3 separate regions of the Homo sapiens genome follow, and regions 2 and 3 are each linked to region 1. The links are chromatin loops, found by intact Hi-C in ENCODE. Cell type or tissue: Caco-2. All regions are shown on one strand. Links, peaks and the distances in the headings refer to the core of each region. The heading gives the core; the rest is flanking DNA. Region 1 overlaps NMNAT3 (nicotinamide nucleotide adenylyltransferase 3). Region 2 has its middle 81 kb from the start of NMNAT3. Region 3 overlaps NMNAT3 (nicotinamide nucleotide adenylyltransferase 3).

Region 1 (7,319 bases), core at 2,452-4,951:
ACCATAATTTTTGTAAGAATTGGTAAGAAGTAAGAGACCCACTCAGGCCTGTTTGTGTGAAGAACTTTGGTAGAAAGTATAATATATAAATACCCGCACAGCATAAAAACTCATGGATTAGAGACTAAATAATGGCTTCCATTATATGATTTTCATTTTAAGTTTCCCAAGTCTCCATTTTTTTTTGCAAAGTAGTTTCTGTATTAGGCCTTAGCTCAAGAAGGTACATTTCTAACTAATCTGAATGGAAAAATAACAGACTAAAAACTCCACCAATGATTCCATATATATTCATGCCAAATGATTCAAAAGCTAGAGGTTATTCTGAGAGGGGAAGGCTGCCTAACATCTGTGATACTAAGAGAAGAGAAGCTATGCTTTATCTGCAGACAATACTGCTGACCCACTGCCAATGACTTTGAACTGCCTCTCCATCAGACATGATGAGATTCCAGAATCCTGAAAACCAAAGGGTGTATCTCAAAGGTAGCTGCTGGAATTAAGGTGGCCCACATCTGTGGTACAGCTCAGGCTGTGTGCAGAGCTGGCAGGTCTGAGGGCAGAGCGAATCCCTAGACTCCTGGTCTCAGGGTCCCAGGCTCCGGGCAAGGGTGCAAAATGGCCTCCTTAATTACTTCCCCTACCCTATCCCACCCCCTTAATGGCCTATTAAAGCTTCTCCCAGCCATAACTCAGTGCTCCTGCTCCAACCATTTCCTGCCTTCTCTGCTATTCCAAAGTCAGTGTTCCTCTGAATGCTCCATGCTCCCTGCCCTGGAGGAGGGAAACTGACAGCCTGGGGACCTAAGTCCTCCCTTCCTCACTGAGCAGCATATCTGGAGCCCACTCCTTGATCTGTGTCCAGCCCTCACTGTTCCACCCAGCTTCAGGCCTGCCAGAGAAAATTCTAGGCCCTTGTCTAGAGGCCCCCAAAGCCTAGGCTGGAGGTGATGCTGGGAGGAAGCCATGCCTGGGGAAGACCATCGTGCCCTGAGTCCTACCCTCAGCCAGCCAGTGCCCAGGCCTGGCATGGCATTCCAGAAGATTCACAGCTTCACTGCCCTGCAGCAGCCCGGGGCTGTAATGTCCCCTTACATTTTGTGGGTACCCAGATGATCAACATCACTGTGTGTAAGGGGACTCAGAAGTGAGGTTAAATGGCTCCGGGTGAACAATCCAAGGAAAGATAAAGAATAAGCATTTGCACTGACTAATATTTCCAACCATTTAAGGGGCACACATATTTCAATTAGATGCTATTACTCCACCTTTGCAGATGAGGAAACTGGGACTTAGAGAACTGAACTTGTTTGCCCAAGATTGCACAGCAAGGAGGAGTGAGCTGAGATGAGATTCGACCCCACCCTGCCAGGTGTTCCAGGTGTCTCTGCTGAGCTGTGTAGCATGGCCCCTCAGGACCTGGGTATGAGCAAGAGCAGCCTATGGGGGGCAACAGCACTTCTCAGTGGGCCCAAGAGAGGCCCTTGTGAGGACTTTACTACATTGACTCCCTGGTTCCCAACAGCAATGTTTTTAAGTGAAATTGCAAAATTTTCAAAACCAAATTACATCCACTTTAATTTTGAAAGCAAAAGCAAACAGATGTCCTGCAGCCTCTTCCCCTGGGAGAGGGTATTGAGATCCAATAAACCACGCATCTTCTCTTCCTCGAGAGAAGCTGGGAATCACCACAGAACCAAATGCAGCTCTGCCTCTGTGAGAGCAAACAGTTTTGGCTGTACTTCTAGAAGTCCAGAAGCAAAAGTGACCAGAGAAAAGCAGGTATGCGCCTCACCAGTGAGAGGCACATTCACCTAAGAGAGGATTAAAAAGATTCAAAGTACAAAATGGGTTTCATGATAAGTATTTTACTCTCATTTTATTGAAATAATGGAGTTAAAATGTTAAAGGAAAGGATAGATTGGCAGCGGGGGCAGGGGTGTTGGTGGTGCCATAAGTTGCAGTTTATGGAGTCATTGCTTCATAAATGTCACTGTATTGGTGTTATTCTATCATTTTCTGTGCCTACTCCATTTTATAAAATTACTTATGTTTGGATTAAATGGCTCCTAAGAGGTCATCCTGTAAATAACATGGGACTAAGGTGTGTGTGTGTTTCTTAATTCAAATGCAAAATATCTTACACCTCTCAATGTGCCATGGAATAATGCAAAAGGTGATATTGTTAAAACCCCCATAATTTAAAAAAAAACTGTTCTATTTAAAAATAATGGAAATCAGGAGTTATAAAATGCTTATGTGAGTTGAAGCCATTATTTTCTGAGCAATCAAACAGATCATTTATCAGCAAAACCTACTCTTTCCTTTTATACTCATAGCTCATTAGTTTATATAATATTTAATAAAGTTATTTGACTATATTAGCAAATACAGCCAGCACTGACACTTTTGGAAACAAACAGCTGACTGCTAAGTGTAGTAGCCACGTGTTGGGGTCAGGAGGATGCCCGAGAGGGCTCAGTTTGTTGCCTTCAAGGTCTCTGTGCCTAGCTCTGTCCCAGCTGGGGCATAAGCCAGGTTTACGAAATTCTGGCTGAATGGATAAATGAGCTTCCCCACAGCCCCACCCTATTCCAGCCCCAGAAACTCCTCAAGCAAACCGTAGCTGCCTAGACTTTCTTCCCCTACTTCCATTCACTCACTGCTTGAGTCACAGTCAGCAACACGTTGTAACTCGAACCTGGGGCGTGGCAGCATTTCAGAGCAAGGTAGAAGGGACCAGAGACATTTTCTAGTTTAGCCTCATCATTCCGTAGATCAGCAGGTTGGAGACAAGCTATGAGATCTGGTCAAGGGCAAATAGTGCCCTCTGACCAGCGCTTCTGCTCCCCCCTCTTGTCCCTCAGTGTCCAGGAGCTAGTAGAGTACAGAGCACACACAGTCTTACACTGGGACAGCTCCCAAAACCATCATGCTCACTATGTCTTATGAATGGGATCCTTCAGGCAGGATTCGCACTTAGCTCCCCTTTACTTCCCTGTGGATAGGAGCATGAGAGGTACCTGATTAGCTGAAAAGCTAAGCATTTGGCAATTAATCTGCAGATAAAAATAAAGTCAACTTCAAACCAGGGGTCTGATTTAAATGTAAACAGTGTGTCCCTACTGATCCATGAGCCTGGAACTGACTCAGAATAAGGATGGTGATGAAAAACTAAGCCACTGGCAGACATGCCCATTCACTAGCAGGCCTGTGGGCCCACCAGGGAGAGAGAGAGCCAGACGCTGGGTTACAAAGCAAGGGCAAAAGTAAGAAAACTTGCTTTCTGAGCTCACAACTGATTCATTAATGAAACTGACCTCCTTCAGATGCCGAAAGCATTTGTGTGCCCTTCAGTACTTATAACAATATCACAAAAATAAGATGCAAAGCAGCAAACACATTGCTGTCCTGATTATGGTACAGAGGCAAAACTATTATGTTTCTAGGGCCAATTTTGCCTTTGATGTGAAAAATGGGCAGGACTAACTCATGATCCAACCTAAGCCTATCACAAAAATGAACACAGACACAGAGGACCCAAGCAGCCCAACTGGCTGTGGAATGCATTATAGGATTTATGTTATCAATGACTCTATGTCATAACTGTGCTTTTCAAAGACAAACTTTAAAATGGTTCCAAAGTCCTTGACTGCCATTAATAATCCCTTCATTCAGCAAACATCAAACAGCAGCTATGAGTCAGGCAGTATGCCAGAACAAGGGAGACAAAGACACACCACAGTCATGCTTAGATGCTCACCTGCCTGTGCTGGTGGGAGGTAGAAAGGCTAAGGACGGTCACAGCCCAGGGTGGTAAGAGCTGGCACAAATGGAAACACAGGGAGCCTAGGTGGGCAGAGGAGAGCCCTAGGCTCGGTCAGGTTAAGAGGGGGATGCTAAGAAGAAGTAACAGATGTTTTGAGTTTTGAAGGATGACTACGAGTTAGGCAGGTAAATGAGTTGGGAAGAGAAAACAGCATTTGCAAAGGCCTTGGAATGTGAGAGGCCATGGAGCATGCTGAGGCAGTAGCAGGGTCAACAGAGTGGCTAAGGTGCATGGGAGGCCTGCGCCAGCCTGCCAAGGGCCTTATGCTCTATGTTGACAAGGTCAAACTTGATCCTGACGGTGGTGGCTGGTAAGCCTCTGCGTGGTTTTATGCAAGAGAGTGATCAGTCTATAAGTGATTACCTGAGGGTCCCCTGAACAAGCTGAGCAGCTCTCAGGGATGCTTTCCTTTATTCACTGCTCCTGAGACAACAGCAACGTAAAAGCCTCATTAGCAGGCAGGTCTCCAACTAACAAGTAAGTCTGCCTTCCCTTCCATAATGCCCTCTCTTTGAGGCCACAGCTACTTTCAATTGCATTCTAATTTCAAGAAGTGATAAACATATGCTTATGTTTCCATTTACAAGGTTTTGATTATCAGCCTGGCATTGTAGCTGCAAATTACCCATTTTCTATTATAATTATTTTTACTTCTCTAGATGAAGAAGAAGCATTTCTAAATTACTAAAGTGCCCGAGCCACAGAAGGAGGGAAGTAGTAAGCACTGCTGCATCTTTTGCCAATGGCAATATAATAGCAAGAGTTTGAAAACTAAAATGTAAGCTTATGGGATGTGTTAGACCAGTCCTTCCAGATGGGCACATTTGCTCATTGTGATTATTTACCTAAAACCTGGCTGGATTGCAGCAAACCAGAGGTGAGCTGAGCTGGTAGCAGAATTGCTGCTTTTGAGGGTTTTCCAAGAGTAGCTCCTTGAAAACTGGGCTGCTTTATGTGACTGGCCATCCCCTCACACTCTTCGGCTCTAAATCTTGCTTTTTCTGCTTCTAGCAGGAATTTTAAAAGATTAGAATGTCACTAACTCAGATGCATCCAAGCAACTACAATGTTTGGTAATATGACTGGAATCCAGCCATGCTAACTTGCATCACAATCTCTCCTAAACAAGACTGTCTGGCTGCCTTTCTGCCCTGGTTAGGGATGGCTGGGGATGGAGTTGAGGACAAACCCTGGTAATTAATGAATAGGACGCAATGAATTCAGGTCACTGGCTGAAGTGGAAAGGATTCTATCATGCAGAGTTGCAGACCTATTGGCAGCTTAATGTCCCATTTAATTGGCATGTAGCATTAATTGACAGAGTAGCATGTAAATGAGATCACAACCATGGTTTTGAAGGTCCTATTGGTGGCTTCATTTCTAAAGTGCAGCTTGAATGAGCTTAACAGTTTTGTTATTGTGATGACCATCCAAATTCTTAACATCTTCCATGTGTGACTGCTCAGTCCTGGGGAAAGAGGCATGGAGAATATACTCTGCTCTCACGGAACTCATTTTAACGGGGCAGTCAAATATGGAAAAACAAGCAGCTACTTAAATACTCAAAATGCCAGCACTTTGGGAGGCTGAGGCAGGCAGATTGCTTGAGGTTAGGAGTTTGAGACCAGCCTGGGCAACACAGTAAGACCCCCATATCTACAAAACTGTTTTTTAAAAATAGCTGGATGTAGTGGTGCATGCTTGTAGTCCCAGCTAGTTGGGAGGCTGAAATGGGAGGATCTCTTGAGCCCACGAGGTTGAGGTTGCAGTGAGCCATGGTTGTGCCACTGCACTCCAGTCTGGGTGACAGAGTGAGACCCTGTCTCTAAAAACAAACAAAGACCAAAATGCTATTTGTGGTAGAAAACAGGAATTCCAAATCTTATTATTTTCACATTTTGAACCTTCATGGATGACAATAATAAATCAAGCATAACAAATCACTAGTAACTAAAAGTTAATATACTATTTACTAGGTGATTTTTAGGCCTACTAACTCATATTTTGGCAGTACCTATACTGTACCTGTAACTACACTTTTATCTTTAATATTTGCAGATACTGCAGACATTTGCAGAGAAGTGCTATCATCTTCTTTCTGATGGGGACACAGAAACTCCGGGCTCCATCCCAAGTTGTGGTACTAGGAAATACAGGCAAGTTCAAGCTCCTGTAGTGAAGGGCCGGCCAGGCCATTTCACTTCCCACTGCCTTTAGAGGGGCAGAAACTAACAGGAGCCCTGACTGAGCCCATTCGGTCCCTCCATCCAAGCCACAAGATCTTTGGTATTCAAGATGGGCTCATTCATTTTTGTAGGAAATAAATGTAATCAGCATATTAACTATCCTTTAGACATCAATTATAACTTCTTCCCTCAAGAGTAAATTGTTCTTCTTCCTGTGTATCTCAAGATCTTTGCCCAAGCAAAGGAAGGAAAAACAGGTTAGTGCGCAGGTGTCAGAAATTACTCTTTCTTCTCTAGCGAAGGCAATGGGGCCTCCACTCAAGGTTCAACAGAGGTGCATCTTAGGAGGTGTGTAGTGGGGTGTGTGCTGTGGCTGTTGCTGGTATGTGTTGCAGCGGTTGTCATACAGAAGCATATGCTGTGGTGGGGTGCTGTGGGGTCTTCTGTGGTGGGGAGTCTGCCATGGAGGGGTTTGATGCAGGATAGGCCTATAGGTGTCTCATGGGGAAGTGTGACATGAAGGTTGGGTGAGGGTCGGTGACAGGAGAGCCATGCTGCACAATGTGTTGTGGAAGTCATGTTGTGGGGGATGGATCATAGGGGTATGGTATGGAGGATATAGCATGGGAATGTGCCATGAGGGTACATTGTTGGGGGTTTTGCTGTGGGGGGTATCATGGTGGGTGTGGTGTGGTGGTGCTGTGGGAGTGTGTCATGGGGTGCAATGGGCATGCTGTGGAGATATGTCATGAGTGTGCTCTGGGGCTCCCTAAAGAGCTCCCTCCTACCAGGCCTGAGAATGCCATTCTTGCCCATTGGACCTGCCCAATCCCCAAAATGGTAAGTGCATGCCCCAGGAACCCCAACACACTCTACCCCCAGCCTTAACATTCTCTGGTCTCAGGGTAGCCAGTGGACATCAGGGGTGGCGTGTTTTGGGGTTCTGCTGGTTGAAGGAGCTCGGGAAGCACCCCTCTCTGTGGTAAGGCTCAGGTAGTATTTGCAGGCCACATCTAACCTAGCTTCTACAGCGCTCCTTTCCCAGAGCTCACTGCCCAGCTAACCCACCCTGGGACTCCCCAAGATACAGCACAAGTGAAAGGAAGGAAGTACCCTTGGCATTCTCCCCCTGCAGTGGGGCCCAGCACTGAAGAGTCTAGGCTCAGAGTCCTGTCTCCCAGTGCAGCAGCTTCTCTTAAGGACCCTGCCCTCGCGATCCCAGCTCATTGCTCCAAGCCTTCTGCCCATTTGACTTCTGTGAGGAGCCATCCCCTATCAAGACCCTCTGGGGTGGCAAAAACTCA
Region 2 (7,319 bases), core at 2,412-4,911, 100 kb after region 1:
ATCATGGAAGGCCCCTGAAAGGAGATATGAAGTAGGAATGAACTGGGTTGAGAGTGGGGTCAGAGTTTTCCCTGCAGAGGAAACAGCTTCTGTGAGGGCCTTGATGTGGAAGTTAGTGAGGCTCTCTTAAGTTCCTTGTGATGGGAGCACAGACAGCGAAGGAGAGAGTGGGGTAAAGATGTAGGGGGGTGGCCTTGAAGGTCATGGGTTAGGAGTTTGGCCTTGACTGTAGGAACCACTGGCAGCCAGTTCTGTTGTTGAGGCATTCCTTGGGACTAGACTGTTTTCACTACAGCCCTCACTCTCCTTGTGCATGAGTCTTAATGGTCTATTTCTTTCTTTTTTTTTTTTTTCGAGATGGAGTCTCGCTCTGTCACCCAGGCTGGAGTGCAGTGGTGCGATCTCGGCTCACTGCAAGCTCCACCTCCCGGGTTCACGCCATTCTCCTGCCTCAGCCTCGGGAGTAGCTGGGACTACAGGCACCCACCACCGCGCCCGGCTAATTTTTTGTATTTTTTAGTGGAGACAGGGTTTCACCTGCTAGCCAGGATGGTCTCGATCTCCTGACCTCGTGATCCACCTGCCTAGGCCTCCCAAAGTGCTGGGATTACAGGCGTCAGCCACTGCGCTGGGCTAATGGTCTATTTCTAAAAAAGTCTCCTCTCCTCTCCCCCTAGGCTATCTTGTGCACTCTCAAGTTTTAGAGCCATTGACTTAATAAATATGAAGTTGCAAAATTAACCTGATTGAGCCTAGTTAATTTTTCTTAGGCTCCATCCAGGGAACTTCCAAATGAATACTGCACTCACACCCATCTCCCAGTGAGCAGATGAGAGGATGAGGGTGACCTCCTGGGCAGGGATGAGGGCAACTTGCTGAAGAAAGGGGCAGCGGGAGCCACTTGCAGCCAACACTCAGCAGCTTTCACATGGGAGCTCCTCCCACCTCCTGGAGCTAATTTGAACCCCATTTTACAGAGCCAGACAAAGTTGTTTTGTGCTGGTGCCCTTCGTACTCAATATCCTGATCTCCTCAGAATGGAAGGACCCCTTCCTCTTTGGGATCACACTCCCCACTCAGGACAGTGCTGGGATAAGAGCTGTCACCCCTCAAGAAGGCTCCTTCTTCAATCCTGAGAACTGCCCTGGGACTTCTCAGCATCTGGGTTTCTGTTAAGGAAGAGTTCTAGCAGCCACTGCAGCCACATGAAAGGAGATTCTCCAAGGGGCATCTGGGGTTTCCAACACATAATACACACTGGAGAGGCCCACTGCCTCTGCCCAATATCAGAAAAGGCCTCAGAATTCGGAGGCACGAGCCTTGAGCTCTAGTCTTGGCTTGCTTGTTAACCTCCTGGGTGAGACCTTGGTTGCTTGAGTTGCTGTGCCTGTTTCTTCTATGGTTGAAGGCCTAGTGATAGCATTTTCATTTTGTGTAACATTTCTGATTGTTTGGCTCTGCCTTTTTGAAACTGCATTTCTTGGCTTAGCTGAAAATAACTCCATGGCCTATTAATGGTGCCTACCATGGTTAAGAAAGGAGGTTCATGTCTAATGATTATATTCTTGGCTGGATGGTCTTGAAAGTCTCTTCCAGCCAAGGCGTATGGAGAACTCTTCATGGAAATTTCCCTGACTTTGCCAAAACTCATTCTTCTTCCCTTTCTTTCAGTTTATGAAGATTTTTCTCCTCCATTCAGGCCCATTGGTAGGTACAAAATACTGCCTAATGGTAGTTCTGTTTTTATTTTGATGTGTAGGTATTATTGGACTTTTCTATTTTTATGTAATTTTAAAATTTAACCACTTGACTTCTTAAGTAGGTCATAAGTTCTTCGAGGGCAAGTTCTCTGGCCACCCTGCATCACCTGGAGTGGCTTCCTGCACAGACTGTAGTTAATACATGCCAGTTTAAGAGGATGAGGAAAGGCCTCTGGTTTTAGTTTTATCTGTCTATGGGTAATTGTGAAGTTCTTGGCACTCAATTGGTTCTTGTCTGCAAACATTTTTATCATTGTTATTAATTATATTATTATTAATATTTAATTAATATCATTATAACTATATTATTAATATTTAATATATTATTAATATCTAATTATTAATTGTATTATTAATAATTAATAATAATAGGTAGGGGAATGTGAAGGGAATGTGCAGGGAATGCAAGGAATGCCAGCAATGTAACCCCCAGAGCACTGGGCCATGTGGACTGAACAGGCTTCAGAGATAGCCAAACAAGCACCATTATCTGTAAGTTAGGCCTTACCTTCCAAGCTGTGATGGAGTGAACCATGTAATTAATAATTATTATTAATAATAAGTAATATTAATAATAATTATTATTAATAATAAGTAATATTAATAATAATTATTATTAATAATTAATAATAATAATTATTAATAAACACTTTTAATGGATGCTCTTGGTACTCTGCCAAGATACCCCTGTCTACTCATATAAGGGCCTTTTCAGCACATCTTGTACCATAGTCTTTCTTGATTCTTGAGATGACCCAGGAAGTTCAATATTTCTGCATCTTCCAACTTGAACTTCCCAGGAAGCCTTCTCTATGTAGAACTAGCTCCCAAATTGTTGGTCATAACTTAGATTACCATAGTTATTTCCCCAAATACGGTCACGGTTGTACATTTTCTGAGTGACAGATTAGGACTCATGGCAAACCTGGGGCAGAGTATTTTAAATTAAGACTTCAGAGAAATCCAAGGTGTACGGTCATGATGAGATCTGCTCCAGGGCGTGGATAAGCCAATGATCAGGCAGGTTCCACTGGGGGTTCCCTAAAGAAGTGATGAGTGGCTGGGTGTGGTGGCTCACATCTGTAATTCCAGCACTTTAGGAGGCCGAGGCGGGTGGATCACCTGAGGTCAGGAGTTCGAGACCAGCCTGGCAAACATGGTGGAACCCTGTCTCTATTAAAAATACAAAAAATTAGTCGGCTGTGGTGGCACGTACCTATAATCCCAGCTACTCAGGAGGCTGAGGTAGGAGAATTCCTTGAACCCAGGAGGTGGAGGTTGCAGTGAGCCAAGATTGGGCCACTGCACTCCAGCCTGGGCAGCAGAGTGAGATTCGATCTAAACAAAAAAAAAGAAGAAGTGATGGGTCTCTAGCTGTGGTCAGGCACCTGGGATTAATTTCTGGGTGAGGAGGGGTTTTCTGAGTCCCTCAGGAAGCTTTCCTAGCTGGTTTTGTCTACAGTCACACCCCTCTGTGCTTGCCCCATCACACTGCTGACAAAGCCCTTGATTCTGAGTGATGGCACTCCACGGTTCCCTCCATCACAGGTTGGAAGATAAGGCCTGACTTATAGATAATGGCACTTGTTTTGCTCTCTCTGAAGCCTGTTCAGTCCACATGGCCCAGTGCTCTGGGGGTTACATTGCTGGCAGTCCTTGCATTCCCTGCACATTCCCCTACAGTGGACTCAGGAGTAAGAATGGCACATGGAATGCAGGCAGACACTTGGTCCTATTCTCCCGCCTGAGTTTGCAGCAGCTGCTCTCTAATTAAGCATCCTGGTTCAGACAAGGCCACTGACCCTCAGTTCACCTAAGGAAATCCACTTCTTGAGGAATGCTGGGGATTTCACACAAGACCTCATGTGGCTTCCCAGGGGCATTTCACGTTTTAGAAACTTTTTATGATCACACACCGGTAGCATTGAGTATTGAAGGCAGCTATACCTGCTGAACCCCAAAGCAGGGAGGGAAAATGACTGTTTACCCATCATTTGCACTGTGGCAGGCTTCAGGAAATGCTTTCTTGTCCAAGGGTGGGTCACTGGACTCCCCTTGGGGGGTTGTCATGACTTCCCCTATCACAACTTACTTCTTCAGACTCAGTCCCCAGGGGCCCTTCCTCCCCAGTCTGAGATGCCCTACAACAAGGGTCAGCAAACTATGGTCCCTGAGCCAAATGTGACCCGCAGTCTGTTTTTGTGGATAAAGTTTTACTAGAACACAGCCATGCCCATTTGAGTATTATCTATGGCTACTTTCAAGCTGGAATAGCAGAGGTGAATAGTTGCAACAGATACTGTATGGCCTGCCAAACCTAAAATATTTGTTATTTGGCTCTTTACAAGACAAAGTTTGTTGACCTCTGCCCTATATTATCTAAGCAGACTCAGTCCCAGAGCCTGCGCTAGGACTTGGATAGAAAGAGAATTGATTCAGGGAGAGACTAGGCCAGAGCTTTCTTTCCTACTAGAGGTGTATGATGTTTCTCCTGGGAAATATCATACATATATGGTGGAGGGAAATGTGAGACATAATGTAGGGTTCCCAAGTCATGCTCTCTTGAACCCTAGTTCTGTATGAGGTAACCAGTAAAGAGTTCAGAAGTCAAAGATGTTTGTGAAACATATGTCTCAAACTTTTCTTGAAGATTCACAACATATATCAGTATATTAAAGACTCTGAGAAGTCTCGTGGGTAACAAACCTATTAACTTTGTTTTACAAAGTTCTTCTAATGCAAATTGATCCCAAAGTTTTATTTTTTACATATGCATGCCAATCATAGCCCACAAAATCTAGAAATAAATTTGAGAAACAATAGTCTAAGATAAAAAGTTAATTTCGTGGATTTTAGAAATTACTTATTTGTTAATTCCAGAGCACTCTCACTTAGTTCTAGAAGAGGGTGGCAAGACCACTGATGCAGCCTTTCCCTACACAAAGCCACCTTTGTGAGTGTTGCAGAACCTGGGGTGACAAGAGTTCTCTTTCCTTTCTCTTAATGACTCCTGGGCCAGCAAGTTAGGGAGAAACCGAAACATCAGCATTATGGGTGTTAAGGTTGGAGAGCAGAGAGAAAAGGCCTGCATCTGAGGTCATTTGGGGCCTTTCTGCTCCTCATCCTCTCTGAACTGTGCTGACGTTGGCACAAGCCATGGGAGAGAGGCCTGCCTTGATAGGATCACCTTGTAGTCTTAGGCATGGAGAAGGACAGGCATCTTGAGGTCAGGCAGTCTCACTTGACAGAGTCCCGGAGACTAGCTTGACTTGTGCACACGCCCAGCTCCTTCCTGCCAGTCTCTCCTATCTCACACACTGTCATGAGTGACTGGGAAATGGAGGAAAGGATGTATGCTCCTAACTGGTACTTCTAGGGGGAGTTTGGGACTGAAGATTCCTATTGTGGGCCAAGGCTTGTTAACACAGAGAAAGGTAGGGAATAGTGTCCCCTACACTGAGAGCTAATGGATACAGAGAGCCTCTCAAGAAGCTTTCTGTTTAATGGGTGGGAAGGCTCATAAGCCATCGCAATTCACTGTCTTGGCTGCCAGGTCCTGCTGTGTGATGTGGCCCTGGAGGCCTTTAAAGATCCTGAGTCGGTGAGGAAAGAGCCAGGCACATCACAAGACAGACTGGGTGAGGTTGGAAAGTGATGGGACCCTTCTGAGACATCTGAACAGGGGCCAGAGAAGGCATTTTGGTGCAGTCCACCACTGTGGGTTCAGGCCTTGTCTCTCAGGAGATTAGATAGATGTACAGGTGGATGCAATGGAAGACACAGGCAGATCTGTGAAGCAGAATTAAGCCCATCATGGAAATGAGCAGAATACCTAACAAGTAATTTAAAAAATCTGAATGAAGCAGCAGTCAGAACCTATTTTATCTGAATCAGAATAATAAGACTTTAAAAAAGGATAATAGTCAAATGATGGAAAGACCATAGGAGGTTGGCCTAGCCCACATTGCTGATGGGAATGAACATTGCTGCGACATTTCTGTATGCCACAAGAGCCTTCAAAATGCTGCTACCCTTTGACAAGACGGTTTCATTTCTAGAAATCTAAGTGAATGATCAGAGATGGGGAAGAAAAAAGCTTTATGAAGAAAGATGTTTGTGAAATACAATTTATAATATCAAAATATTGGAAGACTTCTAAATGTTCAACAATAGGGGAAGGATTAAATGGATTGGCACTTGGATACAATGGGATATTTTACAGACTAAAAATCATGCTCATAAACATATTTTTAATGACCTTAAATTTTTTGATATAGCATTAAATAAAAAAGAAAAATGCAAACTGTAGAAAATTATCTTAACCATTTATATATATATATAACATGATAGATAACAAAATGTGAAAAATATTTATGAATGATGGAATTATGAATAATTTATGTTGTTTTCTTTTATGTATTTTCTAAATTTTCCACAATGATCATGTAGTATGTTTATAACCAGAATATTTGAGCAAATTCTTTAGAAGTTCAGAGACGGGACCGGGCACAGTGGCTCACCCCTGTAATCTCAACACTTCGGGAGCAGAGGCAGATGGATCATGAGGTCAAGAGATCAAGACTATCCCGGGCAACATGGTGAAACCCCATCTCTACTAAAAATACAAAAATTAGCTGGGTGTGGTGGCATGTGCCTGTCGTCCCAGCTACTTGGGAGGATGAGGCTGGAGAATCGCTTGAACCTGGGAGGTGGAGGTTGCAGTGAGCCAAGGTCACGCTACTGCACTCCAGCCTGGCGACAGAGTGAGACTTCATCTCAAAGAAAAGAAAAGTTCAGAGATAGGAGAAAACACTGTCCAGAAATAATAATAAAATGCTTCTTGGAAGAGCTCAGAGTTGAGAAAGACCCTATTTGAAACGGCCAGTGCTGCTGCATGAGGTAGACCTGTTAAGTCTTACTATTTCTACTTGACAGCTGGGGAGCCTGACATTTCTAGGGAAATTCCTTGCTCAAGGTTATGCAGCCTGAGTTAGTAGTCAGGAGGAGAACTCACCTTCCGATTCCAGGCACGTGGGCTTTCCATTAGGCCCAGCTGTCTGGTGACCAAAGGAGCTCGTGGGCATCTGCTCGTTATCTCAGTCCTCGTCCTCTGATTTTTTCTCTGGTGTGACTCGGCAGAGGCAGGCATGGGATGCCTGCCCCCGGTCAGGCTGCCTTGCTCCCATCTGCTTGCTATGTCTCAGCAGCAAATGCTCGAAATCACTGGGGCTGCTGCTTGGAGCTGGCAGCGCTTGGGAGCCTAATACTCCCAAGTCACTGAGACTAAATCCCCACCAATGCCTTGAGCATGGACACAAGTATTGTTTGCTCCCACTTGGCAGTGCCTCATACTGGGAGCAACTCTGCAGGTCATGAAGCGCCTTCCAAACGCTGCTACTAGTTTGAGCAACATTTGATCAGAGTGTGCATTCTGGGCTCTTTGCAGGTTTCCTGGAGGGGATGAGGGGGGATGCAGCATCAGGGCCTGTTGCCAGGAAGCTGAATGTGTACCAAAACAGGCCACAGAAAAATAGTGGGTTGCTTGGTGCGAAGAATAGG
Region 3 (7,319 bases), core at 2,213-4,712, 66 kb before region 1:
ATGAGCTTTCAATGAACTTTTAATTTTGTTTATTTTGGTCATAATTTCTAGAAATTCTGATGAGTTTTTCATCAAATCTGGTGACTTTCTATAGTTTCTTTTTTCTTTAGATATAAATACTACTTTTAAAATCTGTATCATACAATGCCAGTTTCAAAGTCTGTACAGGTTATTTCTGTTGTCTGTTTTTTCTGATAGTTCTTAGTCATATTGTTTTCTTTTGTGCCTAGTTATTTTTCAATGTTTTCTGGTGAATGCTCCTGAGCAGTTATTTGTGAAAGATCCTCCAGATCTAAGATAGATATTCCAGAGACACTTCATATTTGCTTTTGCCAGGCACCTAAAACTCATGAATAACCTGAAATCAAATTCCTGGCTTGAGTTTTTTTGGCTAATCCAGGATGGGAGTTTCAAATCTGAGCAAGGACTCATGTGTGGCTGCTTCTTCCTAGGGATATTTTATTCTTTCACTTTTCCTCTTTTGCCTCAGCACTAAAGCACTAAGGCTTCTCAGAAGTTCTCTAGGATTAGGGGGAAAAGGTGAATTAAGATCTAGTTTACCTTACCCCGGAGGGTATAGCTCCTTGTGGGTTCAGCTGAATGTAGGGGAAGTCAACTCTGAGGCTTCTCAGCTTGGAAGGGATCCAGTCTCTGAATTCTGTTCTTCCCGACTTGCATGGCTGCTGATTCAAAGCTTAAGTGAGCCGTTCTGGCAAGTGCTCAACAGGGCACCAGTGGCTCTGGTGCTCCCATAGCCTGCTAACCTCTCTGGTTCCAGGTGTTTATCTCTCAGCTTTTTAGCTTTAATAGTGAAGTTTGCTAAAGAGAAGCAGAACAGAAAACCAATACCGCATGTTCTCACTTCTAAGTGGAAGCTAATGATGAGAACTCATGATCACAAAGAAGGGACCAATACACACTGGGGTCTACTTGAGGGTGGAGGGTGGAGAGTGAGAGAAGCAGAGAAAATAACTAATGGGCACCAAGCTTAATACCTGGGTGATGAAATAATCTGTGCAATAGACCCCTGAGACATGAGTTTATCTACATAACAAACCTTCACATGTACCCTCGAACCCAAAATAAAAGTTTAAAAAAGGTGAAGTGTGGAAAACGTGCTACCCACCACTTTTTGTTGTTTTAATGGAAAAGTTGATCCTAAGAGTGTAGGCTGCCCCCCTGGAAACTGGAAGCATTTTCCTTCCATGGTAATCCTGGCAGGCCCAGGCTCTCCTTCCTGAGGGCTGAGGTACCCCCTCCTTCAAGGGGATGGCAGAACCCAGCTGAGAGCAAGGAGGTCATATTCAGTTTTTGACTCCCACAACTGGCTCTTGAAACTCATTTCAGAGGTAATGCTTGTGAAGGTTAAAGCTTTCATTTAAAAGAGCCAGGCTATATTGAGAGAGAAAAGGTTTATTTAAGTTCCAAAAGTTACTCTTAAAATAATCAAGAACCAGAAAACCCGGGGAATCAGAGTGCACAGTTTCACTAAAGCCCACAGAGCAGTAAAAAGAAAAGAAAGTGAAAATGAAAACAAAAGGCCCTTTTTGGCCTGAGGGTGAGGTGAGGTGGAAGAATGGGCAGAAGGGCAGAGAAAAGCCTGATAGACAATGTCTGTGGTGACAGTTTAGACAGGTATTAGGCCTGCTCCCTATACTCTCATACCCTGCAGAGATAAACCTAATTTGTATTGGGGTTTGGGAGGGCATAGTTAAGATGCCCAGTTAAATCTGACAATGTTAGAGCAGTGGAGTTTATATTTTGCTTCCCATCTGGAATTCTGGAAGACCACCTTGCATTGCCCTGTGCCAATACACAACGGCACTGACAGAATAGAAATGGCATGTGGCGTGTATAGCAGAGAGAGCTTCAGAACAGCCTCCTTCAGCTTTGGCAAGGTATGGCACAGATCCACAGCAATTCTAAGTCTCCTTGAGAGGAATAGTGAAGGAGGCTGAGAATTAGCAGTCAGCAGGTGCCTGGGCTACTAGCGGGTAGATACAGGGTATAGGGAGTACAGTCCAAAGCCAGGGACTATGGCATTGACAGTACCATGGGGAGCCAAGGCACAGGTCCAGACAACAGGGATATAATGCCTGAGACAAGAGAAGCTGAGGAGGCTTCAATAGTGGAGCGAGAGTGGATAGATGCCAGTGCCTAAGATTAAGGACAGATCCCTCGGCTAGAAAGTAGTGAGGGCAGCTGCCCTGTTTTGGAAGCCAGGATGCTAAGCCATCCAGGATGCTTAATGCACTCTTGGGGAGGTAGGCAGGAAAAAATGCACTTGATTAATAACTAACCTGTAAAAGACTAAGCTGAAAATTAAAAAGTTTACCACTTCAGGAATCCCTTGAAGTGACATATTTTTTCACAATTCATGGAAATGGTGGCTTAAGATCAAGTTGAATGTTATAGAAAGCAAAGTAAGTTATCTTTCTGCGCATCTGAGCTCATGTTATACATGGGACATACATGCTCCTTCTTTTTCTCTTCCTGTTTAAAAGAAATGGGGGTTGGGAGGACTAACTCCTGCTGGGTGCTGACTTTCTTGAGCAATTTACATACATTTAACCTTCACATTAATTTCTGTTTTATAGAAGAAAATGGTGGAAGGACAGGGCTCTCTCCAGGCAGCTCTGCTGGGCATGTTGGATACCCAGGTGTCACCTGTGATGGTTTAGCTCATCTTGATAGGACAGGCCCTGCATTGAGAAATCAATGCTTTTTTATAGCACCCAGGAGAGGAGAGTCAATAAAAATAACAATTTGATCTAAAACTCCTTCTTGCCCTCCAAATGGTCATAAGTCCAAGCCTTTTCCCTTCCCCACTGCTCTAGGTCACAATCCCAGTGACCCTCTCAGGCCCTCCCCCACTAGATGCAGATACTTCTCCTGTGACCCTCTGCTGCTCAGACACATCTCCATTACAGCACCTGTATGAAAATGATTCATCTGCCTGTGCCTTTCCCATGACACTGAGCGCTCCTTAAGGACGTGAACTTGTCTTTTCGTTCTGGGTAACACGACGAGCACATTAGTTAGAATGAAGATATACCATCCCTACAGACAGAATTCCTTGTTTATCTCTACCCTCTCTGAAAACTAAGAAAATGATAATAAAGGAATAAATAAAGTATGAAATCATAAGGGCAAAGAGAGTGCAAAAGGAGACAATAGTTGGGAAAATGCAAAACATTTTGGACACTGGAGAGCTGATAAAAATTGATAATAAACCAAGCAGAGTCTTCTGCATGCAGGGAAGGCAGTAAGAGGCAAGCTGTGCAGTAGCAGAGGCCCAGAGTGGCTCAGGAATCGGAGGAGCCAAGAACCTCTCCAGGTGGGGGTGCCAGAGGGCCTGAAAACAGGAGGGCCAGTTGAGAGTTTGTATGAAGAGTCCTTGGATCCACCCCAGCCTCTAATCGCCTACGTTATCCTCCCATTGTGGCAGAAGGGCGCATATCTACTTTCTGCCTGGGTTGGACCAGAGAGAACCTTTATTCTCAAATATAGGCACAGCTGAGGGAGGGGAAGTAACATCTTTAAGACAGAAGGATTAAGTATGTTTCCCAGAATGTCTCTCTGGGGAACAGACCTACCTAGGAAAAGACACCAACACCTACACACATTTGGGGGTCTTGAACCTAGGGCCTGACCATATAACCATGAGGTCTATCAGCTTTACATTCACATCCAGAGCTTCTAGCCTGCATTTAGGGCCTGATCTGCAAACATGAGTGGACAGTCTAGGAAGAGACAAATTTTGGAAAGGTGCTCACCATGAAAGACAGAGACTAAAACAGCCACCAGGAGCAAAGGAACTTGGAGGATACAAAGGCAATGCAGAAATTGTATGCAGGATTTGCAGGAATTGTATGCAGGAATTGTAAAATAGAAGAAAAGACTAGAGGTTTAATATAGGAGGTACACAGTGAACTAATAGAAATTTCTGAAAGAGAACAGGAAAACAGAAGAAATTATCAAATAAATAAGACATTCTATTTTCCCAGACTAGAAGGACATACATTTTCAGAATCAATGGTCCTCTGAGAATCAACATTTGGCATAAAAGAAGATTCACACAATGGCAAAACATTATAAGATTTTAGATGAGTAGGTTTAAAGAGAAGGTCCTGAAAGTTTCAAAAGAGAAAACCAGAGGTTTAACATACAGAACTGGAAAGCAGGATAGCATTGGATTTCTCAACAGCAAGTCTTGAATCCAGGAGACAGTGGAGTGAAGTCTTCAAAATGTTAAAGGAAAATCATTTCCAACCTTAATTCTACATTTGGCCAAACTACCAATCAATTAGAACAGGTGTCAGCAGGCTTTTTCCATTATTGGACAGATAGTAAATAGTTTAGGCTTTGCAGGCCACATACAGTTTTTATGGGCCACATACAAGCTTTGTTGCATAATTTTAAAAGCCATTTAAAAAATGTAAGCAAACCATCCCATAGCTCACAACATGAATGAAAATAGGCTATGGATCAGATTTGGCCCATGGGCTGTAGTTTACTGCCCTCTGAAGTATGGCATGAAGTTGTGTTCATACATGCTAGGTCTCAGAAAATTTACCTCCTCTATACCCTTTCTCACAAAGATGCCAGAAGACGAACTCCACCACCCAAATAAGAGAGTAAACCCAAAAGCAGAAGGCATGGGATCCAAGAAACAGGGGTTTTGAATCAGGAAACAGGCACAGAGAATCCCCAGGGAGACAGTGAAAGGCAATCCCAGGATGACAGTATAGTGGGTACAGAGAGCTGGATGTCCAGCTAGGACCTGGAGGGCTTCAGGAGGGATATGGGCAGACACAAAACGGAACAGACAGATCATCTGATGAATTTGTCTGTACTAAGAAGAGTTTTAGAGATCTTTTGGTAAAATTGGGACTGAATTAATGATAGGCATAGGAAACTAAGGCAACAAATACATGAACAATTACTAACTCTAGGAAAAAACCCAAAGTTTATATGGGAGGCAGTGGAATCATAGTGCACTGCATGGTTTTCTTGACACTATTTACATAGACATAAATGTGAACAATAATATGAATCAAACCCAAAGTTATGAGCTAATCAATTTGGGAGCATGTGGTGGAGGCGAGGTGTGAATGGGAGGGTGGAGGTGTGAGAGAGTGAAATCTTCATTTTTCCTGAAGGAAGCCAAGATATATTATCTAAATCTGAAAAAACAAGATATAACAGTATAAGCTTGTTATTTAGAAATGGGGAGTCAAGTACCAGAGAAAACATCTGAAAGAGTCATAAGTGATTGCTCTGGGAACCAGGAATCAGAAATGAGGATGGAACAAATAACACTATAAGCCTTAGAGTAACAACTTTTATTATCTAATAAATTTATAAATATGATATATAAAATAAGCTTAAAAATTAATGCGTGCTGTAGAAATATTACAGTCTACTGAAAAGTGTGAAGGATAAAAAGTTAATAAAACGTATCTAAGATGTTAATATGGTTTATATTATAGTTCATTTTGTATTTTTTTATACTTTTCTTCAAACCACGTAAATTCACTTTTAATTCTTCTTTATTTAGATTATATCATAAGGGTTTTTCTTGGTCATTAGCACTCTTGAAAACATCACTTTTAATAGCTGCATAATGATATAGATTAAAAATATATAAAAAAAGAATTTACTCAGAGGAGGAGCCAAGATGGCCGAATAGGAACAGCTCCGGTCTACAGCTCCCAGTGAGAGCGACACAGAAGACGGGTGATTTCTGCATTTCCATCTGAGGTACCGGGTTCATCTCACTAGGGAGTGCCAGACAGTGGGCGCAGGCCAGTGTGTGTGCGCACCGTGCGCGAGCCGAAGCAGGGCGAGGCATTGCCTCACCTGGGAAGCGCAAGGGGTCAGGGAGTTCCCTTTCCGAGTCAAAGAAAGGGGTGACGGACGCACCTGGAAAATCGGGTCACTCCCACCCGAATATTGCGCTTTTCAGACCGGCTTAAGAAACGGCGCACGACGAGACTATATCCCACACCTGGCTCAGAGGGTCCTACGCCCACGGAATCGCGCTGATTGCTAGCACAGCAGTCTGAGATCAAACTGCAAGGCGGCAACGAGGCTCGGGAAGGGGCGCCCGCCATTGCCCAGGCTTGCTTAGGTAAACAAAGCAGCCGGGAAGCTCGAACTGGGTGGAGCCCACCACAGCTCAAGGAGGCCTGCCTGCCTCTGTAGGCTCCACCTCTGGGGGCAGGGTACAGACAAACAAAAAGACAGCAGTAACCTCTGCAGACTTAAATGTCCCTGTCTGACAGCTTTGAAGAGAGCAGTGGTTCTCCCACCACGCAGCTGGAGATCTGAGAACGGGCAGACTGCCTCCTTAAGTGGGTCCCTGACCCCTGACCCCCGAGCAGCCTAACTGGGAGGCACCCCCCAGCAGGGGCAGACTGACACCTCACAAGGCCGGGTACTCCAACAGACCTGCAGCTGAGGGTCCTGTCTGTTAGAAGGAAAACTAACAAACAGAAAGGACATCCACACCAAAAACCCATCTGTACTTCACCATCATCAAAGACCAAAAGTAGATAAAACCACAAAGATGGGGAAAAAACAGAGCAGAAAAACTGGAAACTCTAAAAATCAGAGCGCCTCTCCTCCTCCAAAGGAACGCAGTTCCTCACCAGCAATGGAACAAAGCTGGATGGAGAATGACTTTGACGAGCTGAGAGAAGAAGGCTTCAGACAATCAAATTACTCCAAGCTACGGGAGGAAATTCAAACCAAAGGCAAAGAAGTTGAAAACTTTGAAAAAAATTTAGAAGAATGTATAACTAGACTAACCAATACAGAGAAGTGCTTAAAGGAGCTGATGGAGCTGAAAACCAAGGCTCGAGAACTATGTGAAGAATGCAGAAGCCTCAGGAGCCGATGCGATCAAGTGGAAGAAAGGGTATCAGCGATGGAAGATGAAATGAATGAAATGAAGTGAGAAGGGAAGTTTAGAGAAAAAAGAATAAAAAGAAATGAGCAAAGTGTCCAAGAAATATGGGACTATGTGAAAAGACCAAATCTACGTCTGATTGGTGTACCTGAAAGTGACGGGGAGAATGGAACCAAGTTGGAAAACACTCTGCAGGATATTATCCAGGAGAACTTCCCCAATCTAGCAAGGCAGGCCAACATTCAAATTCAGGAAATACAGAGAACTCCACAAAGATACTCCTCGAGAAGAGCAACTCCAAGACACATAATTGTCAGATTCACCAAAGTTGAAATGAAGGAAAAAATGTTAAGGGCAGCCAGAGAGAAAGGTTGGGTTACCCTCAAAGGGAAGCCCATCAGACTAA

What was found. Peaks named below come from ENCODE experiments on the same cell type or tissue, not always from the same donor. Only the 100,000 strongest peaks of a DNase experiment are listed, where the experiment ranks them.
Region 2: it touches region 1 in a loop (11-fold over the local background); 1 of 110 quality-filtered maps calls a loop at or near these places.
Region 3: it touches region 1 in a loop (4-fold over the local background); 1 of 110 quality-filtered maps calls a loop at or near these places.

Annotation. Positions count from the first base shown.
Region 1 is chr3:139,651,137-139,658,455 of GRCh38, forward strand. The region is part of intron 1 of NMNAT3 (nicotinamide nucleotide adenylyltransferase 3); the gene reads right to left. Among named protein-coding and RNA genes, the nearest start is that of NMNAT3, 23 kb to the right of the region's middle. In Caco-2, for the core only: no CTCF peak of the experiment used is centred there; DNase peaks (open chromatin) are centred at 2,695, 3,225, 3,665 and 4,055.
Region 2 is chr3:139,755,582-139,762,900 of GRCh38, forward strand. No RefSeq gene overlaps it. Among named protein-coding and RNA genes, the nearest start is that of NMNAT3, 81 kb to the left of the region's middle. In Caco-2, for the core only: no CTCF peak of the experiment used is centred there; a DNase peak (open chromatin) is centred at 3,430.
Region 3 is chr3:139,585,291-139,592,609 of GRCh38, forward strand. All of the region lies in intron 4 of NMNAT3 (nicotinamide nucleotide adenylyltransferase 3), which reads right to left. Among named protein-coding and RNA genes, the nearest start is that of RBP1, 49 kb to the left of the region's middle. RefSeq lists an enhancer at 1,245-1,634. In Caco-2, for the core only: a CTCF peak has its summit at 3,347; a DNase peak (open chromatin) is centred at 3,331.